Regions from separate parts of the Homo sapiens genome. Here regions 1, 2, 3, 4 and 5 are each linked to region 6. Evidence: chromatin contacts called from ENCODE Hi-C or POLR2A ChIA-PET data. All regions are on one chromosome and are shown on one strand. Each heading gives the region's core, a stretch centred on a gene start or an enhancer-like site at or near the end of the contact. The rest is flanking DNA. Distances are from core to core; before and after follow the strand shown.

Region 1 (3,918 bases), core at 1,096-3,595, 980 kb before region 6:
GGGCAATCTGTGTGCGCATTAAAGTTTGAGAGGTCTTGCTCTCACACCAGACTGAAGCTCACTGCAGGGCAGCCTCAGGAAAAGTAGGCAGTGGGGTCATTATGATCTATATTAAGACAATGAAGAAGAACAGATTGTAGCAACCTCAAAATGTCCCTATTTGATTCAAAGTGGTAAAAGCTGTAAACTTTCTATTTGTGTAAATATACATGAAGCTCAGGAAGGGAAGCTGTGGTAACCGTTCCTTTTACTTAAACGTCCTGGGAGTTGCAGCAGAGAGGAGCTTGTTCTAAGGGAAGCTTTTCTGTTTTTCCCAGTTGTCCCCAGTTCTACCTCCTGGCTTTGCCCTTTCAGCCCCATCACCACATCCCTGGCTAAGTCCAGCCTGAGATAGTAGGCTGCAAGAAGTAGATGGTTAAGGGTCAGCTGATGGCAGGAGGGTTCTGGGTGAAAGATGGAAATCTCACTCTTCCAAGTTCACCTCTCAGTCTGCAAAAGAGCAATCAGACTGAGAAGTACCTCTCTTTGTTTTCCCTCTCCCCACTTAAGATACAAAAGTGTAGCCTTTGTGTTCCTTAAAGAGCTCCAACTCTTCTATGTCTATATCTTTTGAATAAGTGGAAACCCATCTATTGCCCTTTCCACTTTTCTGTTTCCTACAACGGAAGCACATAATGCCAAGTAACTGGGAGGGCCTCCCATGTGATCAGCGGTCTCTAGGCCATGGTCAAGACTAGGAAGGACTCAAGAGAGGCTCCTGGAAGGTGATATTTAAAATACTGATTTTAAGGTTCTACCCTTAAGATTCTTTTTGTTTTGTAACCTGTTTTTCTTCAAATAATATATTTTGAACAGCTTTTTATATTAAAAATATATAATGATTATGCCTACAGAGTATTTCATTACCTCAAGAGTATATGACGCGACTTCAAAAAGTCCATAGAATATACATATTATAAAAAAAAAATGCATGGATTTCAAAATTATTTTGCACCAAAATAAACCTACCCTTAAGATTCTGATTCAGGAGGTCTGGGCTTAGGCCCAAAAATCTACGCTTTAACCAGTGCCCCCAAGTGATTCTGATGTAGGAGATCCACACCCACACACGAGGAAACAGTGATATAACTGGTTTGAGGACAGCAGTACCACCTTTGCAAATAAATCACTTATTCTTAAGCATCTGTTTTGCTTTTTGAACTGATGTCAACTTCCTGATTGGTTTCCAAATGGCTTTGCAGTACTCATTCAACATTTACCGAGCAATTTCAGTTTTCAGTTTGCAGAGAACTGAACTACCCGAGGCTTGTTCTGTGTTTGGACTGGGGATGGGGAGCAGAGAAGGATGTGATCACATTAAAGCTATTTCTCAACTTCCTAGAAAAATGACAAATTGACCATTTCAAGATTTGTGAAACAGGTTAGCATTGGCTAACCACAGTTACAATAATTTACTAACCTTTTTGGAGCCCCTGTGTACAAGAGGCACCAAGACTTTCTGGGTGGGAAGGTTGATTCTGTAACCAAACTGCCAGGGTTTAAATCCTACTTTCTCCATTTATATTATATGACTATAGAAAAGTTAGCACTTTGGGAGGCTAAGGCTGGCAGATCACTTGAGGCCAGGAGTTCCAGACCAGGCTGGCCAACATGGTGAAACTCTGTCTCTACTAAAAATACAAGAAAAAAAAGAAAAGAAAAGTTAATTTAACTTTTCTGAGCTCAGTTTCCTCCTCGTCTGTAAAATGAATATGTAACACCTCACTGAGTTCGTACAAGGATTAAATGAAGCACTTAAATGCCTAATTGATGCAGATGGCTCCAAGAATTTAACATTTACGAAATATTCACTATATTTTTTAGGTTAAGGGTACAAAACCATTGTGAGTACACTAAGGAATGATTATAGAGGCTGATCGAAATTCTGCAAAAAAAGCGTAAATTTTACGTTTCATTCAAGCAGTTCAGACTCACGATTTTAACTAGAGTAATCTGGGGTTTGTTTGCTTGTTTTTTAAGGTTCCCTAACCCTTGGCTTCTTGGGGAGTTTGATGCCGCACTCAGCCCCAAAGTCCCCCTTAACTCCCAGGTTTAGCGGCGACAGGGGGCGCGCGGTTGACAAGGGCAGGCGCCCCGGGGAAGTAGGAGCAGGGGCGCCGGTGAGCCGCAGCCGCAGCGGCAGCCTAGCCCCGAGGGAGGGAGGAGGAGCCGAGGGAGACGCGGGACCCGGAGCCCCGCGGGCCACCGCCCCTGCCGGCCGCGCAGCTGGGAGGATGCGGACGGCAGCGAGAGCGTGCGCGGCCACGTGACGGCCGCTATAAGAGCGCACGGGGCAGACGCTCGGTTCCCCGCCGTGCCTCCTCGCTGGCCGCGCTCCCTCCCGGTGCCGGCTTCTCTGAGTCACCAACCTGAGGCTGCCCCGGCCGCCTGCGCACCCGGCAGCACCATGACAGGTACCGCCGCGCAGCCCGCCGCCGCCAGCCCCGGGACCCCGGCTTCCTGCCCAGCCGCCGCCTCCCTTCTCCTCCGCCCTCAGCCCCGGAGTGTTCCCGGCAGGACGAAACCGCCGCAAAGTTGCTGGCTGGCCGCAGCCGGGCGTGTTTCTGCCTGCGTCAGCTGCCGCCCCGCCGCCCCCCAGAGTGCAGGGATGGGGCAGCCGGGCAGAGCCCGGGCCCTCGGCCGGAGCTCTCGTTCCTGCTTCCGTCTCCTCGTCCTTCCTCTTGCTCTCACGGCGAAGGGCCGGCGGGCGGAGCAGCTGCGGCGGGGCCGTGTGGGGGTGGGGAGCCGGTTCCCCTGGGGGTTCCAGGCGGGAGTCCGGGGCGCAGCGGCATCGTGGGGAGCTGCCCCGGCCTCTGGCGGCCCGGAACCCCAGGAAGCAGGGGCTCCGAGGCGGGGATACTGCGGCCTCCGCCCGGCTCCTCCGCCGCCCGCCCCGGCCCCGGCCGCCACGCTGAGCCTATTTTTAGGCCTTTGGGGCCGGGTTGCGGGAAGCCGGGAGTCGGACTAGCGTCCCCGGGCGCGAGCCCCGTCTGGTGGGAGGGCGCCGGCTTTGGCTTCACTTGTTGCGAGGCGTCCGGGCCACTCCACGAGTTAGCCCCAGCACTGGGAAGCTCCGAGTTAGCTGGTCCTTCCGTGTCATTGAGGCTAATAGCCAGGGTTATTACAGCAGTTGAACTGCCACAAAGATTGCAGGTGTAACCCAGAGTTCAGCCGTCTTTAGGAAGATTAAACTCCTACCCAGCTGTCATTGGTCTTTCTTGGTCATTTGTAATGTTGGCTAGTCTGGTGTTCTAACCTGTGTTCTATCCCTTATTTAATCTTGGAAATCATCCATATCCTTGCTTCCAGAAATCCTTGAATCCTGCTCACCTTATTACATTTTTCTCCATGATCGCCTGGAACCTGGACTTCATTTGAGTTAGATGATCATTCATTTTGCCTAGCTTAAGTATTTTTGGTACAGATTGACAGCGATGTTACCCATGTTATAATGGGCTGAAGATAATAGAAGCAAGTACAGGCGGATGTTGATGGGCCTGTCAAGGGACAGGTGCCACTGTTCAGAGCTTTCCTAGAGTGTGAGTGACTGGGAAGCTGGTGGCCCTTCGGGGGTGGGGAACTGGTCTTCCTACAACTTAGTAGTTGGCCTGCCGTGGGAGAGGGCCTAATAAAATGTGTGAAGATGGCTCTCAGGTCAGCAGCCGAGGGATGCGCTGGCCCACTAGGCAACCCACAACTTCCTCTCATGTCTCGGTGGAATTTCTACTGCTTCCAGCCTCCACCTTGGAAAACGGGCAAGGGAGAATGAGGGAAAGCCAGGTCAGAAAGAGAAGGACTTCATGACAAAATGTCCCAACTCGCTGGTTAAGCAACTGACTCCTACCAGAACTTGATCCGAAGTGTCCTATGCATTTGGAT
Region 2 (3,724 bases), core at 392-2,891, 730 kb after region 6:
GAGCTAGGTAATAAGCTGGGGATAAGTGGGAACCTTTATCTCTTTCAAAGTGTCTACCAGTGTATATTTAAAAAAAACTTTTTAAAATAAGTAAGTCACAAATGCCCTGGATTATTTTACTCTACTTCCTAACATGTTTATCCAAAAGGTAAACATTATTGGGTTCAAAAAATGTGAAATTTGAAAACATTTTCTTACCTATCTATACTCATTTCAGACATGTCTTTCCTAAATGTCTGAAATATTTTAGGGAAACCTGTTGAATGAAACATTTAAAAATCAGCTATTCCCTCTAAATCAAAAGGTCAATTCTACCCCCCCCAGGAACACATGGCAATGTCTGGAGACTTTTTTTTTTTTTTTTTTTTTTTTGAGACGGAGTCTCGCTCTGTCGCCTAGGCTGGAGTGCAATGGCGCGATCTTGGCTCACTGCAAGCTCCACCTCCCGGGTTCACGCTATTCTCCTGCCTCAGCCTCCCAAGTAGCTGGGACTACAGGCGCACGCCGCCACGCCCGGCTAATTTTTTGTATTTTTAGTAGAGACGGGGTTTCACCATGTTAGCCAGAATGGTCTCGATCTCCCGACCTCGTGATCTGCCCGCCTAGGCCTCCCAAAGTGCTGGGATCACAGGCGTGAGCCACCGCGCCCGGCCTGGAGACATTTTTGATCATCGCAAGGATGTGTGCTTCTAGCACAGCCACGGGTAGAGGACAGGGATGCTGCCAAATATCCTGTAATTCACAGGACAGTCCCCAATCCTCCCCAACAAAGAATTATCCAGACCAAAATGTCAACACTAGAGCTTGAGAAGCCTACTCTAGAAGACTTCTCTGCTTCTTTTTTCAAGGAAGTGACTGGAGTGGCTTCAGCACAGGATGTTAAACACAAAAGAGAGTTGTTTTTTTTTTTTGCAGGACTGTTTCAGTAGTACAGCACCCTTAAGGCACTTCTCTGGAAATAATATGAGTGTGTGTGTGTGTGTGTGTGTGTGTCTGTGAGAGAGAGAGAGAGGGAGAGAGAAAGAGAGGGGGAGGGGAGAGGGAGGGGAGGAAGAGGGAGGGGAGGGGGAACAGAGAGAGAGAGAGAGAGAGATGTCACGGTGTGAATGCACGCAAAAATGTTATAAAAATGAGCACTCCCAGCAGCCTGGGCAACATAGTGAGACGCCAGATTAGCTGGGTGTGGTGGCGTGTGCCTGTAGTTCCAGTTACTCGAGAGGCTGCGGTGGGAGGCTTGAGCCCAGGAGGTCGAGGCTGCAGCCACTGCACTCCAGCCTGGGCGACAGAGCGAGACTCTTGTCTAAAAAAAAAAAAGCACTTCATACAGCCATGCCCAAGTTCAACTTTTATGGTGTTTCGCCTATATCCTAAATCGTGCCTCATCACAACAGCTCAGCCAAGGGTTCAGTGTCTCTGACAAGGGCGTGAGAGAGATTAGGTGTGTGGAATGGTGCATGCATTTAGAAATCAGGCACGACGCGCAGGTCGACGAAGGCACCACCCAGGAGTGGGTGGACCAGGTGCCCCCTGGAGACGAGAAACCCTCGAGGAAGGGGTGGGTCGGGGGCGGTACTTTTATGCGAGGAGGTGCTGGAGGGTGGGCTTGCGCTCGGCGTTTCAGTGCTGGTCGCGCTCTGGCTGGGCACGAACGTAGAGGTCAGGCTAGGGCTGACGATGCTGGCTAAGCGGGGGCGCACGTCTGGGAAGTCGTCGTCGTAGTCACCGATGTCCGTGACCTTCCAGAGGTACTCTTCGCTGAACGTCTCAGGGGCCTCCAACTCCTGCTCTTCCCCCACCAACTCCTCCTCCACCACCTCCTCCTCCTCCTCCTCCACCTCTTCCTCCTCCTCCTCCACCTCTTCCTCCTCCTCCTCCACCTCTTCCTCCTCCTCCTCCTCCTCTAACTCCTCCTCTGACTCCTTCTGGTCCTTCTTCCCCGGGTCTCCGAAGCCGCTAGGCGAGCGCAAGTGGGCCATGGCTGGCGGGAGGCGGGATTACAGCCAGCTCTTTGGCCGCGGCCCCGGTCGGCTCTCGCGAGCGCGAGCCTCTGTTGTGCGTTGGTCTCCCCGGGCAACTGCTTGCCCTGCGCCACCGAGCCTCCCGGATTTAAAGCGGCAGGAGCTGGTTAGCCGGATAGAATGTGGGTGCCGAGGGCCGGTGGGGGCCACCGCAGACTTCTTTCTGTCCCTGCTCTTCAGCGTCTCTGAAACCCCTGGCAGCCTGCGGAGAAACGATCTTTTCTTCGTCTCTCAGCTTATTTGGGGCCTTTTTTTTTTTTTTTAACTTGGGTGGAGGAAGTGGCTTCTAGCGACGGACACACACGGTGCCATTTGGTATTGCGGATGCTGGAGTCTGGTTATTGAGTAGACAGATGCTTGCTGGAACGTCCAGTGAAACTTTATTTACAAAATCAGGCGCCAGCCCTTGGGCCCTCGTTTGCGGATATTTTTAAAATAGCTTTAAATATTAATAAGCGTATTAAAATTGCCTTAAATGTTAGTTATCTTAAATATTGTTAGATTAATATTAATTAATCTTGATTGGCGACATTTTTAGCGTCCCATAAATTTTGCTCCTTGCTGTGATCTGGGTCCTGCTTCTTACTTGGCCCATCTATCCATCCTGGAGTAGAAAAGTCCTGAAGCATCTGGCCACCTAGGTACCACCTGCGTCCTTCTGGGACTTTGTATTTACTTACATTTTTGTAAAATATATACATTTTTTATTTTTGAGAGACAGGATGTCACTCTGTCACCCAGGCTGGAGTGCAGTGGCGGCATCATGGTTCACTTCAGCCCTGAACTCTTGGGCTCCAGTGATCCTCCCACCTCGGTCTCCCAAGTGGCAAGGACAACAAATGTGTGTCACCACGCCTGGCCAATTTTATATATTATATTATATTATATTATATTATATTATATTATATTATATTATATTATATTTATTTTGAGACGGAGTCTCGCTCTGTCACCCAGGCTGGAGTGCAGTGGCACCATATCGGCTCCCTGCAACCTCAGCCTCCTGGGTTCAAGCAATTCTCCTGCCTCAGCCTCCCGAGTAGCTGGGACTACAGGCACGTGCCACCACGCCTGGCTAATTTTTTGCATTTTCAGTAGAGATGGGGTTTCACCGTGTTAGCCAGGATGGTCTCGATCTCCTGACCTCGTGATCTGCCTGCCTCAGCCTCCCAAAGTGCTGGGATTACAGGCGTGAGCCACAGTGCCTGGCCTGTATTATATTTATTTTGAGACAGGGTCTTACCCTGTCGCTCAGGCTGGAGTGCAGTGGTGCTATCTCAGCTCACCGCAACCTCCTCCTCCCGGCTCAAGCTGATCCTCCCGCCTCAGCCTCCCGAGTATCTGGGACTACTTTTTGTAGAGATGGCGTCTTGCTATGTTGCCCAGGCTGGTCTCAAACTCTCGGTCTCAAGCTCCTGGGCTCAAGAGATCCTCCCATCTGGGCCTCCCAAAGTTCTTAGGATTACAGACGTGAGCTACTGTGCCTGGCTAGGGAATATTTTTGAAAGTAGAGTTCTTGCAGGCTAAAGGAGCAGGCAGCACAGATGAGAGGAGACATCTGAGTTGCTTTAAAAGGAAGGGCAAAATGTGGTGACCAGAGAGGAAAGTGAAAAGCTTTCCAGCAGGCTCACGGCAGGAAAGGAGGGTCAGGACAGGGAACTATGTGTACAGATATTGAGGTACAAATAAGGTAAGTGTAATTTAAA
Region 3 (3,955 bases), core at 1,313-3,812, 840 kb before region 6:
TCTCAACACATTCTCTAAGACCAATGCAGATATCCCGAGGTACCTCACAGATGGGATAGGAAATCAGTGCTCCAGAGATCCAGAATCCTTCTTTTCTAGGCTGGTTGAGTAGAGCTCTTTGTCCATGTTGTTGCAGAACCATTTTTGTAGCCATCCCCAGTGGTGTTGTCACCTAGAAGAAACTTGGGGGAGCTTTTTACCCACATAGCACCCTCAATCTCCCCAGCAAATACAGCTTAAAGAAGTTCTAGGGCCAGGTGCAGTGACTCATGCCTGTAATCCTAGCACTTTGGGAGGCTGAGGTGAGAGTATCGCTTGAGTCCAGGAGTTCAAGATCAGCCTGGGCAATATAGTGAGACCCTATCTCTACAAAAATTTTAAAAATTAGCCAGGCATGGTGGTATGTGCCTATAGTTCCTGCTAATCTGGAGGCTGGGATGGGAGGATTGCTCGAGCTCAGGTGGTCAAGGGTACAGTGAGCCATGATCACACTGCTGCACTCCAGCCTGGGTGACAGAGCGAAACCCCATCTCTTTAAATAAGAAAGAAAAGAAAGAAAGAGAGAGAAAGGAGGGAAGGAAGGAAGAAAGTTCTCAAGACAACCCTTTTCAACAGAGTGCTACCCTAAGTGCATGTGCTATGGGCTAAATTGTGTCTTCCCCCCAAATTCATATGTTGAATCTGTAACCTCCAATACCTCAGAATGTGACTGTATATAGAGATAGGGCCTTTAAGAAATAATTAAGGTTAAATAAGATCATAAGGGTGGGTCCTAATCTAATATGGCTGGTATCTTTATAAGACAAGGGAAGGACACCAGGGATGCAGGCACACAGAGGAAAGACCATAGGAACACATAATAAAAAGGTAGTCATCTTCAAGCCAAGGAGAAGGGGCTTCAGGAGAAACCATACCTGCTGACATCTTATCTTGGACTTCTAGCCTCCAGACCTGTGAAAATGAAATATCTATTGTGTAAGCCACCCAGTCTGTGGTGTTTTGTTATGGCAGCCCTTGCAAACAAATGCAACCTCCCGCAAGGAATTGATGGTGTGCCATTGCTGCCCCTGCATTCGTAACAGGAATACAAGTGGGCAGCTCCTGCTCACAGCTCCTGACAAACGTGGAAACCAGACACATGCCCCACCTTCCCTTGGGTAGCATGTCTCTTCCCAAAGAATCTTAGATGAGTCAGGTGCAGTGACTACAGCAAGGAAGAAGACACTATCTCTAGGAAGGAATGGGGTTCCAGGTTTTGAGCAAATCTCACTTCTTTCTCCAAAACAGACATTCTTTTTATGCAGGTGAAATTACACTAAAGTTAATATCAGTCTTCATTAGGAGAAAATTGAATTAGGATAATTAAGTCTTGAAGAAGAAAATTAAGCCAAAAAGAATAATATGGCAGATACTTGTGGAAAGGAATCTTTTTTACTATTGATTTTGATATTTGCTCTTAAGTTTTGTATCTAGAACAAATAACTTGTGGACTATTAGTCTGGTTGTTTTCCATAGGAGCCTTCTGTGATTTTTTGCAGCCCTAGTTCCTGACCTGAGCTACCTCCATGTTTACTTCTCTAACTCACTGAGTTTGACGAACCTGTTGTTTCCCATTACTTAGAGGTACTTTATTCATCTGAAGGGCCTAGGAAAGGGAGGCAAGTTTAACTTCAATCCAATTGCATCTAATTTACAAATTCTGAACTGGAAACTGACTGAAGAAAATGTTGCACTTTCATTTATGTCCCTGTGTGCCTAAATAAAACAGCATCCCTCAATCCATGCTAACACATATATTTTCTAGGTGAACTGGACAAAGTTATACTACTTGTTTTATCTAAATCTGATTTTTTTAGAAAAGGGAAAGTGTTGCGATCGTGAACTCCACGTTGAGATGTCAGGAATAGATAATTTACTGCATAGTTTTAGGAGCACTGGACTGAAAGCCAGGGGATTTCCCTCCTAGTTCTTCTATCCTCTGGGGCTCAAACTAGTCTTTTGTCAAATGCCTACAAGATGAAGTCCATGGATTCTTTCTTTCAACAAATATCTTTTTGCCAAGCACGTTCAAGGCTTTGCTCTTTCCAGCTGAACTATTCTAGAATTTCCATTATTTTAAAGCAACTCTTCAGAGTGTTTAGCCCCGAGTTGCACCCCATTTCAGTTTTTGCAACCCCATCCTCCAGAAGCTCAGGGACTACTGAAGAGACATGAATAACGCTCCTCAAAGTAAGTACAAAATGTTACAAGATAGATGATGAATTGTCAGAACGTACTCAAAAGCCAAAACATACCGCCTGGCCCAAAGCAGTAAAAGACGAAAGGCAGGGACCCAGCGGTCCCCGCACCCACCGGCCACTGAGCATAGAGCAGTGGCAAGCTCGCGCGGCGGAGTGGGAGGCGCAGAGACCGAAAGCACTGCAGCGCCAGAGCGCGGGCTGACCAGGCTGGCGTGACCGCTTTCCCGACGCCTGCCACGCCCCGCGGCGGCCTCTTTAAGTAGCGGAGCCGCGGGCGGGGCCGGCTGGCGTTCACGTGACCCGGCGTCATTGGCTCGCTCGCGGAAGTAGTCCTACATTCGCGGTCAGCGCGGGGTCTCCGGGCGCCCTGCAGGGCGGGCAGGCTGTGCCATCCCGCCGGACGTCGGGATGGTGCAGCTGTACAACCTGCACCCGTTCGGGTCGCAGCAGGTGGTGCCCTGCAAGCTGGAGCCGGACCGGTTCTGTGGCGGGGGGCGTGACGCGCTTTTCGTGGCGGCGGGCTGCAAGGTGGAGGCGTTCGCGGTGGCCGGCCAGGAGCTGTGCCAGCCGCGGTGCGCCTTCTCCACGCTGGGCCGGGTGTTGCGCCTGGCCTACAGCGAGGCTGGTGAGTAATCTAGAGAGCCAGGGGCCGCCTGGGGTCCAGCTTGAGGCCTCCTAGCTAGCGGACCGAACGTCTGGGCTGTAGCTCTAGCTAGGGATGGGACTTCTTGCTTCCCGGAATTTGCCGGATGGTCTCCCTGGGTCTGGCCGCTGATTGCTTGAAGTCGCATTGAGCTATGCGGTTGTCGCGGCAAGCATAGGTATGAGCTTGCTTCTGTCGGGGCGGAGACGCTGACATCTCTTCGTCTTGGTTTTCTGCAGAAAGGCCTCTGGCTGGATTCCACTCATCTCGGATACTTAAGCAAACAACAACAAAAAACTCTTTAGTGCATCAGATTTCAAAGACTTACCAAAAAAACAAGTAGGAATAAGGAGACTAGTACTGTATCCCGGAACCTCCAAGTACTCCCAGCTTTAACAATTATTCCAACTCTTGGCAGTTCTTTCACATCTGTACCTCCATCTACTTCCGGTCGGTTTTTGAAAGCTCACATTATGTGTTGATTTTTAAATGTGTGTAAGTAGAACTCAGACTGCCCCCCTCTCTTCTCTTAAACATCTGTGGCCGGGCGCAGTGGCTCACGCCTGTAATCCCAACACTTTGGGAGGCTGAGGCAGGCGGATCACGATGTTAGGAGTTCGAGACCAGCCTGGTCAATTTATTGAAACCCCGTCTGTACTAAAAATACAAAAATTAGCCGGACGTGGTGGTGGGCGCCTGTAGTCTCAGCTACTTGGGAGGCTGAGGCAGGAGAATCGCTTGAACCGGGGAGGCGGAGATTGCCCCATTGCACTCCAGTTTAGGCGACAGAGTGAGACTCCGTCCCAAAACAAACAAAAACAAACAGTTGTAAGAGCAGCCGTTACTCTTTCACACCAGAAATGTGAAGCAATACCAAGGAAATACTGTGTGGGTGAATCCTATTTTAGAAAAATCCAACATTTAAAACTAGATCCCTTTTAGATTACAGAAGAATTTACCATATAATTCCTTTAATACACTTACCTTCGATTCATACTTTACAAGATGGGTGTAAAGTTCAGTATTTACGTTGCAAAAGCTGGTGGCTATGCTATTAATGAAGTGGAGAACT
Region 4 (3,573 bases), core at 148-2,647, 960 kb before region 6:
CTTTCCCCCATCGGCATTTTTCAGGTATGCCTGTGCACCCCTCAGATATTGGTTTAAACACAACTTCCTTGTGGAAGCCTTCCTTCGCCCATCAGATGTAGCTCAAGCCACTTCCACGTGTGCCTGTAGTGCCACGTACATTCCTTCACTGCATTCATCTCCATCTGTGTGATGTTTGTTGATTTGATTTGCTGCTGTTGGTGTCTCCCACCTGACCCTTGTGAAGACAGTGACCATATCTCTTTGTGCACTGTTGACTCTGCAATGCCTAGTACAGTATCTGGTACATAGTAGCTGCTCAATAGATATTTGTCGAATTAATGAGTTAAATCAGGGAAATGGCCACTCCTTAAAATGTTTTTAATTGGTGTGTCAAGGAACTTAACTCAAAAATGAGGGCCGGGCGTGATGGCTCACGTTGGTAGTCCTTGCACTTTGGGAGGCCAAGGCAGGTGTATCACTTGAGATCAGGGGTTCGAGTCCAGCCTGGCCAACACGGTGAAACCCCATCTCTACTAAAAATAACAAAAAATTGCCTGACGTGGTGGCATGCACCTGTAGTCCCAGCTACTCGGGAGGCTTAGACAGGAGAATTGCTTGAACCCAGGAGGCAGAGGTTGCAGTGAGCTGAGATCGTGCCACTGCACTCCAGCTTGGGTGACAGAGCGAGACTCCGTCTCAAAAAAAAAAAAAAAATGGAATTAGTGTCTATTTTTAAAGGTCCAGTTATGTGCTCCTATAAAATTATTAAACTGTCTAGAGATCTGTTAACTAATTTATATATTTTTTTCTTTTAGGTGGGGACCAAGGCATACTGAACACATTTTTTAGCAGCTGGGCAACAACAGATATCAGAAAACACCTGCCGTTTATTTATAACCTAAGCAGCATCTCTATATACTCCTACCTCCCGGCATTTAAAGTGTAAGTGCAGATGGTTTAACTATTGTTGGAGATGTTGAGGGCAGAGAATTGGGGTGTACAATTTTGGGGCTGCTTCATTGTCATTCCGAGGGAAATAACAGATAGACACTTTGAGGAAAGTTTCTCTTGTAAGAACCGTGGCTGCAATGGGGAGAGGCCTTGATGTTATCGGTTGCCTCATGCTTGACCCTAGGGTCCTTAGTTGCCTTTGGGACAAGGTTCCCATCAGTTTCTGGGGTTCATGGCCCTCTGGTAAGTTATTAATATGTCATGGTCAAAAACACAGACTCTTAAGCTCTGCAGACTTACAACTTGGAGGAGCTGAGTTTGTGCCCTAACTCAATGTCTTCCCCATACTGGCTGCTGAGCTTTGGTTTCCTTCACCTGCAAAAAGGTGTTAAAAGCTCCCTCATAATTGTTGTGGGGATTAAGCCAGATGCAGGCAGCAGTGTGCTGCTGTGGCTAAGAATAAGGGCTCTGGAGCTGGATGACCTCACTTCACATCCTGCAGTGACCACTTCCTGGCCTACTTACTGAACTTCTTTCTGCCTCCATGTCTTCATAGGGTTATTGTGGGTAGTAAGGGAGGTAATCATGTAGCATGGTTAGAAGAGGGCCTGGTCTACCCAACTGCTCAGTACACGTTAGATTGTTAGTCATTTTTATTTGAGAGAAGCAATATAGTGTTCAGAGTAATTCGTAAACCAGAAAGGCAGGGCATATGTCCTCACTCTGTCATTTATCTGCTACATGACTTAAGACTTGGTGCCTCAGCTCCTCCATATGTAAAACGAGGAGGAAAATAGTACCTACCTCATAGGGTTGTCAGGAGGATGAAACAAATTAATACATATAAAGTGCTCAGTGGACATTTGTTGTTTTTGGTAACGTGCTTGTTTAGCACGCACAGTCCCTGGTGCAGTTCTTTTTTTTTTTTTTTTTTGAGACGAAGTCTCACTTTGTTGCCCAGGCTGGAGTGCAGTGGCATGATCTTGGCTCACTGCAACCTCCACCTCCTGGTTCAAGTGATTCTCCTGCCTCAGCCTCCCTAGTAGCTGGGATTACAGGCACGTGCCACTACACACGGCTAATTTTTGTATTTTTAGTGGAGATGGGGTTTCACCGCATTGTCCAGGCTGGCCTTGAACTCCTGACCTCAGGTGATCTGCCCACCTTGCCTTCCCAAAGTGCTAGGATTACAGGCATGAGCCACTGCTCCCGGCCCCTGGTGCAGTTCTGATACACCTTACAACTAATACAGCCTTGCTGCACTGTTTATCTCACTGTTAGGGACAGGATCCTATTATTTAGCCTCTGACTCATTTGTGTTTAACTAAGAAGATGATTTAGATTTCTTGAACAGGGGACTAGCTGTCAGGTCGATCCTGAGACAGTTGTGAGCAGCACAGCCCTTCACTGAGTTGGGCCAATCTCTGTCCCATATGGACATTCCTGAGTTAGCGGAAAACAAAGGGCCTTTCACTCCTCATATTTCATTATCCAAAGTCCTCTCCGTAAGTCTTACACCACGGTAATAAGCATGTCTGGCTTTTTGTAGCAGCAATGTTTCCTTTTCTGTTCTTTTCTGGGAAGACTCTATCAACATCCTCCAGATAAGGATTAGAAGCATCTCATGTTCTTTCCTCCCTAACTGTTCCCTTGGTATATGTCTCCAACATATTACATTCTCTTCCCTTTGTACAATGGGAACAAGCAGACTCTTAAACACACCAACTGTGTTCTGAGTAAAGCAGACAACAGGATTCACTGTCAAGGGAGGAATAGGAGAAGCATTATTTTCACCTCTCAGTCCTTGGCCTTGTAAAATACAAACGTGTCTCACATGGAAATGTGAACCTGATCCATTTTAATCCTTACTTATAACCCTGCTAGTCTGAATAGTGTTCTTGCAAACCATGACAGTGTGACCCCTAGAGCCGAATTTGTCTATAATAGGACATTTGCTTATAGTTTAATTGACTGAATTCAGTTTAGCAAGCAAAAAGTTGACAGTGCAGAGGAGAAAGACTTTTGAATAGTATGACCATTCCACTCAGTCCTGCACAGTGAGCATGTGGTTCTGTTTGACTCCATCTGATTTCCACCTTAGCACCATTGAGCACGTTGTACCTTTCGGGGATAGCCTGGTTTATGCAGACACTGCTTGCAGTACTTTTATTTTAACACACAAGAAGCAGGTGGAGCAGAGTTAAGTTTTGAGGGGTAAGACAGACTTAATTTGCTAGAACCTTGGCCCTTTCTCTCAAGAACCCAGTTGATTTTATATCCTCCAAATGAATTGCCCCCAAAAAACCAGTTAGAGATCTAAATTACTGAAACAGGATGGTTTTCTTCTTCCTGGCTCAATGAATGAGTGCTAATTTTGGAAATCCCCCGGGTTTATTGTAACCATAGAGAATATGACACACTGGGAAAGTTGGGAACAACTCCGTCCATTAGCCGGATTTCAGCTGGCCCAGGGCCGGCTGGAGATGCTGCTGCTTCAGTGCAGCTTGTGGGGGTCAGCTCTACGTTTCTGTGATAAGGCTGCTCAGAGCCATGCTTTGTCTTGCCCATTGCTGCCTATTGAGGAATATTGAAACCAGATCACAGAACTCATTTTCCCTTCCCTCTGCCAGAAAATATATT
Region 5 (3,972 bases), core at 949-3,448, 880 kb before region 6:
ACGGAGAAATGAAAGAATAAAATCCAGAAGATTCCACAAAACGATCTCCTTTTTGCAACAAATCGATGACATGAACAAGGCGCTGGGGTGTGGGGGTGGGGTGCTACCCATAATAACCAAACATAACGCACTGAGGCCAAGCATATTGGCTCATTCCTGTAATCCCAACACTCTGGGAGGCTGAGGTGGGAGGGTCACTTAAGGTATTTGTTATTTTTTGCGTACAAATATTTAACTAACTTAAAGTAAAATAAAGATTAACCGCACACATCACCTGCGAATTCTCTTATTTTCTAGGTTAACGCCAGAAATATAATCAAAATTTAATTATCTACTATTATACTCACTACTCCCGTGTAATAGCGTAGTCCAACCACATGACCTCTCAAACTTCCAAATAAAACGGAATCTACTTCTTCATCACTAGTTAGAAAGTCATCTGGAGGGATAACATCTTGGAATTCAAAACGTGGAAAGAAAGTTGGATATGAGAGGCGTGGAAAATTTCCATGAACTCCATACTGGACAGTCTGCAAGTACTTCCAAACTGGATCCCTATTTTTTTTTAAAGGCAAAGAAAAACAATATAATATTTAAGTATTTCCAAAGACCATATGAGTAGTTTTCTCATGCTTTACTTCAGCAAATGAAATCTTACATGGGAATCACGGTAAAGATTAATAGTTACTCTCGTTAAAGCAGGAATTGCAGTGAGTGGAGAAGGCTTCTAGGAACTCTACCTGTTTTCAATATTGGCTCTTCTACCTGCCCCCTAGGTATTCAAAATGAAAAGCCTAGTCAGAGTTCACTAACCTCTTTCCCAGTGAAAATCATCTAAATTGATATGTATATGATGTCTGTAACTACAATTATGGGCCGGATGCGGTGGCTCACGCCTGGAATCCCAGCACTTTGGGAGGCAGAGGCAGGTGGATCACCTGAGGTCAGGAATTTGAGACCAACCTGGCCAACATTGTGAAACCCTGTCTACTACAAATACAAAAATTAGCCAGGCGTGGTGGCGCCCATATGTAATCCCAGCTACTCGGGAGGCTGAGGCAGGAGAATCACTTGAACCCGGGAGGCGTAGGTTGCAGCGAGCCGAGATTGTGCCACTGCACTCCAGCCTGGACGACAGAGCGAGACTCCATGTCAAAAAAATAATTTAAAAAATGAAATCATATGCCAAAATTTCAATAGGGATTGAGCTATATAAAAGACTTATAAAAATACAACTATTAATGTACCAGAAGTTGTTTATAATTTTCCAGAAAATACATCCAGCATCCATCACTGTAACTCCCTGCGAGCAGAACACCTATTCTGGTATCCAAACCACGCCACCGTGGGAAATTGGCCCCAAGCCACCCGTACCCGCCTTCCGTCGCCGGTTTAAGCATAACCCCAAACCCATTAGGTGTAACTGTTTCGGGAATGACCATAAATACCAATTTGGACAATGAAAAGTGAAGGGGAGTCTACTGGAGCATTGCAAAAAGTTTCCATTCTCCTAAGAACAGTCGCTTATTTGCGATGCGTTTTCCTTGCAAGTGGCGCATATCTCTACTAGCGCCTCTGCAAATACTTATCTGCACGTCTGTGCATACAGATAAGCTGTGAGCCACTTGGGGACAAGGACTGTCTTACTCGGCCCTCCACCGAGCACAATGCCTGGCGCACAGTGGGTATCTAATGGATGTTTTGTTAAATAAAGCACTGGCCGAGATGCTTTAAGCCCCAGGCCCCCCACAGTCGGTGACAGAGATTTCCCAAGTCCCTAACACGGGACTCGCCCTAGGAGCCCCTACTCGCCAGCGAAGACAATGCATTTATTTCTCCGGCGGCCACATATGCGACCAACAGAACGAATACAGCTGCACAAATCGCCCAGGGAACGCAGAGGAACGCGGGGAAGGTCAGGTTCATTTGGGGACGCCTCCAGGCCGTTAGACCGAGCGCCCCACCCCCTCCGCCCCCTTCACCTCTTGAACATCCAGGACATGGCGCTGAGTGGGATGACAAGAGGAGCGCCTCGGCTCCCCTGGATCGTTTTCGAGCCGCCTCGATACGCCTCCTTCCAGGCCCCGCAGCCCTGAAGCCGGGGACAAATTCCGAGCGCCGGATCAGGAGCGCACGACTGAAAGGTAAGTCGCCGCGAGTCCAGTCAGACGTCGACGCCGTCTCCTTCTGCAACAATCTGGGAGACCAGCGTCGCTCTGTGACTGGCACTAGGAAAGCCCAATCACGAAGAGGAGAGTGCGGAGCCAAACCAGTCAGAGCACAGAAGGGAGGGCAACTCCGCCCCGCTGCCATTCAAAGACGGCGGGGGGTCCGGGCTGCAAGGGTGGTTCCATCCGGGTTCTTCCCCGCCCCCAAGGCGGGCGCGCGGGAAAGCCACGAGGCCCCAGGAGTGCGACTGCGGTGCCTGCGGTGCCGGTGTTTTGTTTGATTCCCTGCCTCAAACGGAGGGAAACGACCTTCCTTTATCCTACGAGTCCTAAGACTGAACCCCATTCTAAAGGCTCTACCGTATCCTTCCTCTTATTTTCTTCTCATCTAATGTGGCACATAATAGGGCCTTATACTAAAGGAGCTCCACGGTTTACGAGACCTAGAGCTACCGGCGAGATACTTTACTTCATTCCCTGTGGTGAACCGTGGGGACTTTCGCTCCAAATTTTCATGTTAAGCCTCAGCGTATGCATGAGACACAACGAGTTTGGAAAATCTTAAATGGAACTTAGAGTCCCCTCCCCACCTCTTTTTGTTATTTTTAAGGAAAATTTTCCTTTCTTGGTGCAGGAAACCCATCACATGTTTATTACAGCTATGGGGGCGTTTGCCTGAAATGGTGGACGGGACCATTTTCCCCGTGGGCACTTGGCTGCTCCAGCCAAGAGGGGGAGGCCCTTGTTTTCCTCAAGGAACTGCAGAGGGGCGCTCTGAGGCCCTCCATGGCTCTCTTTCCAGAGTCTGAGGTGACCGGAAGGAGAATGCGGCCCTGGGACCGTCAACCTTGGACCAGCTGCAGCCGACGCCTGGCAGGGCTGGTCGCTTTGCGTTGAGGAGGCTGCTGTCCCCGAAGCTGGCCTTTTAATCGCACAGGGCAGGAAGCTGGTGGTGGCGCCCAGCTGCACAGGCGGCACCATGTAACTGCCAGATAATACTTGCGCGTCACAGAGAGGTCCATGTTACACGCCTGTCAGCACAATAATATTAGGTGGTCAGCTTTTCTTTTTTCTTTTTTTTGTTTTTTTTTCTTTTTTATTGAGATGGAGTCTTGCTCTGTCCCCCAGGCTGGAGTGCAATGGGGGTGATCTTGGCTCACTGCAACCTCCGCCTCCCGGATTCAAGCGATTCTCCTGCCTCAGCCTCCGGAGTAGCCGGGATTGCAGGAGCCCGCCACCACGCCCAGCTAATTTTTGTATTTTTAGTAGAGACGGGGTTTCACCATATTGGCCAGGCTGGTCTTGAACTCCTGACCTCAGGTGATCCGCCCGCCTCGGCCTCCCAGAGTGCTGGGATTACAGGCATGAGCCACCGTGCCAGGCCGGTAGTCAGCTTTTCAAGACACATTTGTTCATTATCGTAAATAAACTGTAGTGATCTCTAATCATGAACCATGGATGAGCAATAGAATTTGAAACAATGTATTATTTCATTTGACCAAAGTTGATGAGGAAGATAAAGACAATGGCATTTCAAATTATTTTAATTGTTGTATGTTCTTCTTGAAGTGTGTTGAGGCAAATGGCAATACAGTTCAGCTTTTAGTATGCCAGATTTTAAATAAATTCTTGGAAAATATGCCAGAAATTGCTCAAATTGATGTTTTGTAAGAGTAAGAAAGTCATGCTCACTAGACAAAGAAAAAATTCCAAATATGAGAACATAGCTCTTTCAGACTTAAGACTGGCCAGGCGCAATGGCTCACACCTATAATCCCAGCACTTTGGGAGGCCGAGTTGGGTG
Region 6 (3,489 bases), core at 507-3,006:
TTCTAGCCACGACTCCCGTTTCTTTCCAACTTCCCTTCCCCTCCCATCTCAGTAATCAGTTTTCTTTCTGGGCAAACGCAAAGTGGATTCTGTCTACAGCACTGCGGTAGGCAATAGTAAAACAGAAAAAATGGAGGGAGATTGGGAAAGAAACTGAGGTAGCCACCAGAACCGGAAAGGAGAAAACGTGCATTCTAACATTCCATGAATAAGAAGGAAGGCGTCGCCCCCATCAGAACTGCAGAGTCATAGCAGGCCCCAGCCATTTCCAAGCACACTCCCGCAATCTTCCTAGTCAGACAGCGGGAACTCACACACAAAGACAAGAGGACTGCAGGAAAAAAGTTGATGACCAGATGCCAATTCCCTACAAGAATTGTAGTCCACTGCGGGTATACGAGACCTTAAAGTACTACTATCAAGGACTGAGTTCTAAAGTTAGACTTTAAACCATGTTAAGTGGTAAAAGAATAATTAGCACCCTTAATAGGGGACCTGAATTTTGGTGCTTAATGGAAAGGGAGCGTGGTGCTAAGAAATAAAGAGAATGGTCTCGTATTTAGTACAATTATCATAATTTTAGAAACAGCCTTGGGCAGAAACAGGCAAAACAATAAGCTGGAGGTTTTGTGGCAAATATTCTCCAAACATATTGCAACCAACTCAAAACCATCAAGTCTCAAGAAAATCAGGCAATGTGAAGCATAAAACTGCATTAGTTCCTTTACTGCCACCACTAAAGAGGGAGGGACTTAGAGAAGTGAAGTGTGCTCCTGGTCTTCGCAGATAATTGAAAGCCCCCGAAAAGCACCCCTTTTTTGAGCTATGTTGCATAACTGGGGATAACCGTATATCGATGAATCTCCATATGAGAAGAGAAATCAATGGCAGTTCGCCATCTTGGAGAATTTAAAAAAAAAAAAAAAACAACCTATAGAGCTAGAGCTGAAGTCGAGATTCACGAATCCACCTACGCGGTCGGCGTACATCTCTCGCAAGCCCCAGAGGCCTGGACATCGGTAAACCTACGCAAAGTCGCTTCGAGAATCCCGGGGGCCGGGCCGGGGCCGCCGCCTCCCACAGCCGGAGGCGCGGGAGGCGCGCTGTCCGCGGAGCAAGAGCCGGCCAGAGAGCCTAGGGACCTCCACCCGGGGCCCGCGCGCCCCAGCCCGGATCCCCGACCCCCGCTTCCACCCCAGAACGTGCATAGCAAACCTCAGGGCTTCAAGAGAACCTAGGGGAACCGCACTAGGAGGAAAAAAGGAACCCCTCCCCTTGCCCTGGCCGGTGCGTGCCCCCTCCCCCAACCCGGGCACCTGGACCGACGCTGGGAACGCCGGGGGCGCCCGGCCAGGGCCAGCAAGGAGTCCGGCCGCCGCCCCCAGCCTGTCAGCGCAGCCCCGGGTGAGGGGGCGTCCCCGGGCCTCGGCCTCCCCGCCCGCCCGGCAGCCGCATCCTCGGCGCCCGCTGCCTAGCACACCTGCGGGCTCGGCCCTCAGTGTTCCAGCCCCGCGCTGCGGTGCCCCCGCGGCCGGCCACCCCGCTCCGGTGCAGGGACCAGGGTACCGGCCGCCACTGGTCCTCACCGTAATGCTCTGAAAGACGCCCCCGGCCGTGGCTGCCCAGACGTATTTGGCGTCGCAGTAGCCGACAATGGCGGCCTCCTGGCAGCAGCCATCGCACATCAGGTTATCCACGTAGCTCTGCCAACCGGCCATCTTCGAGCCCTTCGCACTGCAGCGCGGACGGCGAGGAGCAGCAGGCGCAGCGGCGGCGGCGGCGGTAGCGGGCGGCGGCGGCGCGGGGGGAGGCGGGGCGGGGGCGGGGAGGAGGCGGCTCTGCGCAGGCACCGACCGCCCCCCTCCCCGAGGAGCTGCGGCGGGAGGACGCGGGTTCAGCGATGAGGGACGAACCTCAGAGCGCGCTCGGCCGCCCGGCCGCCCGCAGCCGCGGGGCTGACAAACCAGCGGCGGGAGGCTGCGAAGCGGCTGTGCCTGTGGCGGCTGCTCCTTACCGCAGCGCCCTCCGTTTTCCGCGGACACGGCTGGGCGTGCGCGCGCGCGTGCGTGCGATCCTTCCGCGGCGCCCGGGCACGGAGGGTCCCGGGAAGGGCGGGGGGAGACTGAGGCGGGGGCGCGGAGGGATACCGCCCCGGGACAATCACGGCCGCCACGTGCGGGAGGCGCCGGCCGGGAGCGGTGGCGGGCCGAGCTTCGGACCTCGGGCCGGCGGAGAGGGTGGACCCCGCGTCGCTCTCGGCACCCCAGGAACAGCGGCGGCACGGACGCCTTGGAGCCCCGCGGCCGGGCCGCGATGTGCTTTTCTCCTGTGTTCGCTGCCCGGGATGCGGAATCTTGAGCCTCGGTGTCGGGTTACAGAGTTGTCCTGGTGACGGGATGCGGAGCGTTTCCTCCTTTTTGTTGTGGGGGCGGCTGGTGGCAGGGGCAGCTGGTGGCAGGGTTGCCCACGCTAATCTCCGAGTCTCTAAGGGCACCGTCTTTCCTGGATCCCTCTTGCGCCTCGTCCATAAAGGCAGACCCGCGGGCGCGCGCCGGCAACCTGAAATCAGAGCAGGCGTCCGTGGCGCTCAGGAACCTTGCTGAGCTTCGCCGATCTTTCATTGTTGCTTCATTTGGGTACCAAGGGCCTCTCATTCTGTGGATTCTTTGCCTGGAGGAGCCCCCTTAATGTTGCTAATCACGTGTGGTTAAATTGCTCGTAAATTCCGAACAAAACAAATAGCGACCTGTGTTACACTGTTTCTTGGTAACTGGGAAAGTTACTGGTGGCTTGAAGTATACGCAGAAAATACAAAGATTAAAAACTAGGGAAGAGTTCACTGAATGAACACCGTAACATTTCTGCTCTGCAGGGTAAAATAATTTCGGGACCCAGGTCTGGGAAAGATTTGTATTAACAAGGTAAACGGTGGGTAGAGTGCCTGAGAAGCTATTCGTATCGTCTTTGGTAGCCTCTGGGCACTAGGACTAGACATGGAATTAGGGGTCCCCCAACAATGACTTCAATTTTAGGTTAATAGAAACCATCTGCCACTTAAGGGAAAGAAAGCACCAAAATGTAGATAAGTTGATGTTCACCCTTAAAGTTATCGTGTGAGGTCATGATTTGTAGGAGGATTAAGGAATGTATCTCTGGAAAGGGCAAGAACGTTGCTTTTAAAAGTCTAATTGGTTCTGAAGTTTTATATTTTTTCTGCTGATTGCTTTAAAATGTTCAGCTACTAGAGAGAAAAAAAGTACAGTAAAAGAAACCCCCAAGTCAGAGACCTATCAGACTGAGAATATGTATTTTCTCATGTTCTAAAGATACAGAATACCTGTGTGGTGTAAAATGTGAACCAAAAATTGTTTCATTTTTGTAAGTGTGCCTCCCACCTGATTTAATTACACTTAATTGTTCTTGTTTATGACTCTGCCTTTTATGGTGATGTTGATCATTTTAGTCCTTCGATCATAGCACTGTATCATC

What was found. Hi-C counts contacts between places; a loop is a spot of excess contacts on that map. ChIA-PET counts read pairs that join two places held with the same protein, here RNA polymerase II (POLR2A). Pooled maps may share reads with other maps.
Region 1: a loop to region 6 is called in a map of naive thymus-derived CD4-positive, alpha-beta T cell, with 18 times the contacts of the local background. The contact joins the promoter of GYG1 here to the promoter of PFN2 in region 6. A Hi-C loop is called at or near these places in 2 of 168 maps with a recorded cell type or tissue (CD8-positive, alpha-beta T cell and naive thymus-derived CD4-positive, alpha-beta T cell) and 9 of 50 pooled maps. POLR2A ChIA-PET finds 5 or more read pairs at or near these places in 1 of 52 experiments (activated CD4-positive, alpha-beta T cell).
Region 2: a map of endothelial cell of umbilical vein shows a loop between it and region 6 (5-fold over the local background). The contact joins the promoter of ERICH6-AS1 here to the promoter of PFN2 in region 6. A Hi-C loop is called at or near these places in 3 of 168 maps with a recorded cell type or tissue (endothelial cell of umbilical vein and naive thymus-derived CD4-positive, alpha-beta T cell) and 10 of 50 pooled maps. POLR2A ChIA-PET finds 5 or more read pairs at or near these places in 3 of 52 experiments (PC-9 and WTC11).
Region 3: a map of CD8-positive, alpha-beta T cell shows a loop between it and region 6 (2.6-fold over the local background). The contact joins the promoter of HPS3 here to the promoter of PFN2 in region 6. A Hi-C loop is called at or near these places in 1 of 168 maps with a recorded cell type or tissue (CD8-positive, alpha-beta T cell) and 7 of 50 pooled maps.
Region 4: a map of gastrocnemius medialis shows a loop between it and region 6 (2.9-fold over the local background). The contact joins the enhancer-like site here to the promoter of PFN2 in region 6. A Hi-C loop is called at or near these places in 1 of 168 maps with a recorded cell type or tissue (gastrocnemius medialis). POLR2A ChIA-PET finds 5 or more read pairs at or near these places in 1 of 52 experiments (activated CD4-positive, alpha-beta T cell).
Region 5: a loop to region 6 is called in a map of CD8-positive, alpha-beta T cell, with 5 times the contacts of the local background. The contact joins the promoter of HLTF here to the promoter of PFN2 in region 6. A Hi-C loop is called at or near these places in 1 of 168 maps with a recorded cell type or tissue (CD8-positive, alpha-beta T cell) and 6 of 50 pooled maps.

What each region holds. Positions count from the first base shown.
Region 1 is chr3:148,989,195-148,993,112 of GRCh38, forward strand. It overlaps GYG1 (glycogenin 1), which reads left to right and starts at 2,346. Exons shown (of 8, transcript NM_004130.4): 1 at 2,346-2,453. The coding sequence starts at 2,447. RefSeq lists silencers at 1,985-3,034, 3,068-3,362.
Region 2 is chr3:150,701,923-150,705,646 of GRCh38, forward strand. ERICH6-AS1 (ERICH6 antisense RNA 1) reads left to right here and starts at 1,642. Exons shown (of 3, transcript NR_121675.1): 1 at 1,642-1,745. It overlaps ERICH6 (glutamate rich 6), which reads right to left and starts at 1,998. Exons shown (of 14, transcript NM_152394.5): 1 at 1,574-1,998; 2 at 199-256. The coding sequence starts at 1,976. RefSeq lists enhancers at 1,874-1,953, 2,104-2,193.
Region 3 is chr3:149,127,076-149,131,030 of GRCh38, forward strand. HPS3 (HPS3 biogenesis of lysosomal organelles complex 2 subunit 1) reads left to right here and starts at 2,563. Exons shown (of 17, transcript NM_032383.5): 1 at 2,563-2,865. The coding sequence starts at 2,649. RefSeq lists enhancers at 2,564-2,823, 2,605-3,104.
Region 4 is chr3:149,008,479-149,012,051 of GRCh38, forward strand. GYG1 (glycogenin 1) reads left to right here. Exons shown (of 8, transcript NM_004130.4): 5 at 798-924. Among named protein-coding and RNA genes, the nearest start is that of GYG1, 19 kb to the left of the region's middle. RefSeq lists an enhancer at 1-430. Within about 2 kb of position 1,398, at least 6 of the 41 ENCODE cell types and tissues checked have a DNase peak (open chromatin) inside an H3K27ac peak, as active enhancers do; they include gastrocnemius medialis, where a contact is called at or near this core.
Region 5 is chr3:149,084,335-149,088,306 of GRCh38, forward strand. It overlaps HLTF (helicase like transcription factor), which reads right to left and starts at 2,199. Exons shown (of 25, transcript NM_003071.4): 1 at 1,983-2,199; 2 at 348-555. The coding sequence starts at 2,002. It overlaps HLTF-AS1 (HLTF antisense RNA 1), which reads left to right and starts at 1,998. Exons shown (of 3, transcript NR_046648.1): 1 at 1,998-2,144. RefSeq lists enhancers at 1,526-2,043, 1,949-2,158, 2,044-2,561.
Region 6 is chr3:149,969,139-149,972,627 of GRCh38, forward strand. It overlaps PFN2 (profilin 2), which reads right to left and starts at 1,757. Exons shown (of 3, transcript NM_053024.4): 1 at 1,587-1,757. The coding sequence starts at 1,718. LOC646903 (a long non-coding RNA gene) reads left to right here and starts at 2,141. Exons shown (of 1, transcript NR_036538.1): 1 at 2,141-3,489. RefSeq lists silencers at 953-1,212, 1,233-1,282, 1,293-1,532, 1,743-1,822, 2,053-2,112 and enhancers at 1,958-2,489, 2,490-3,020.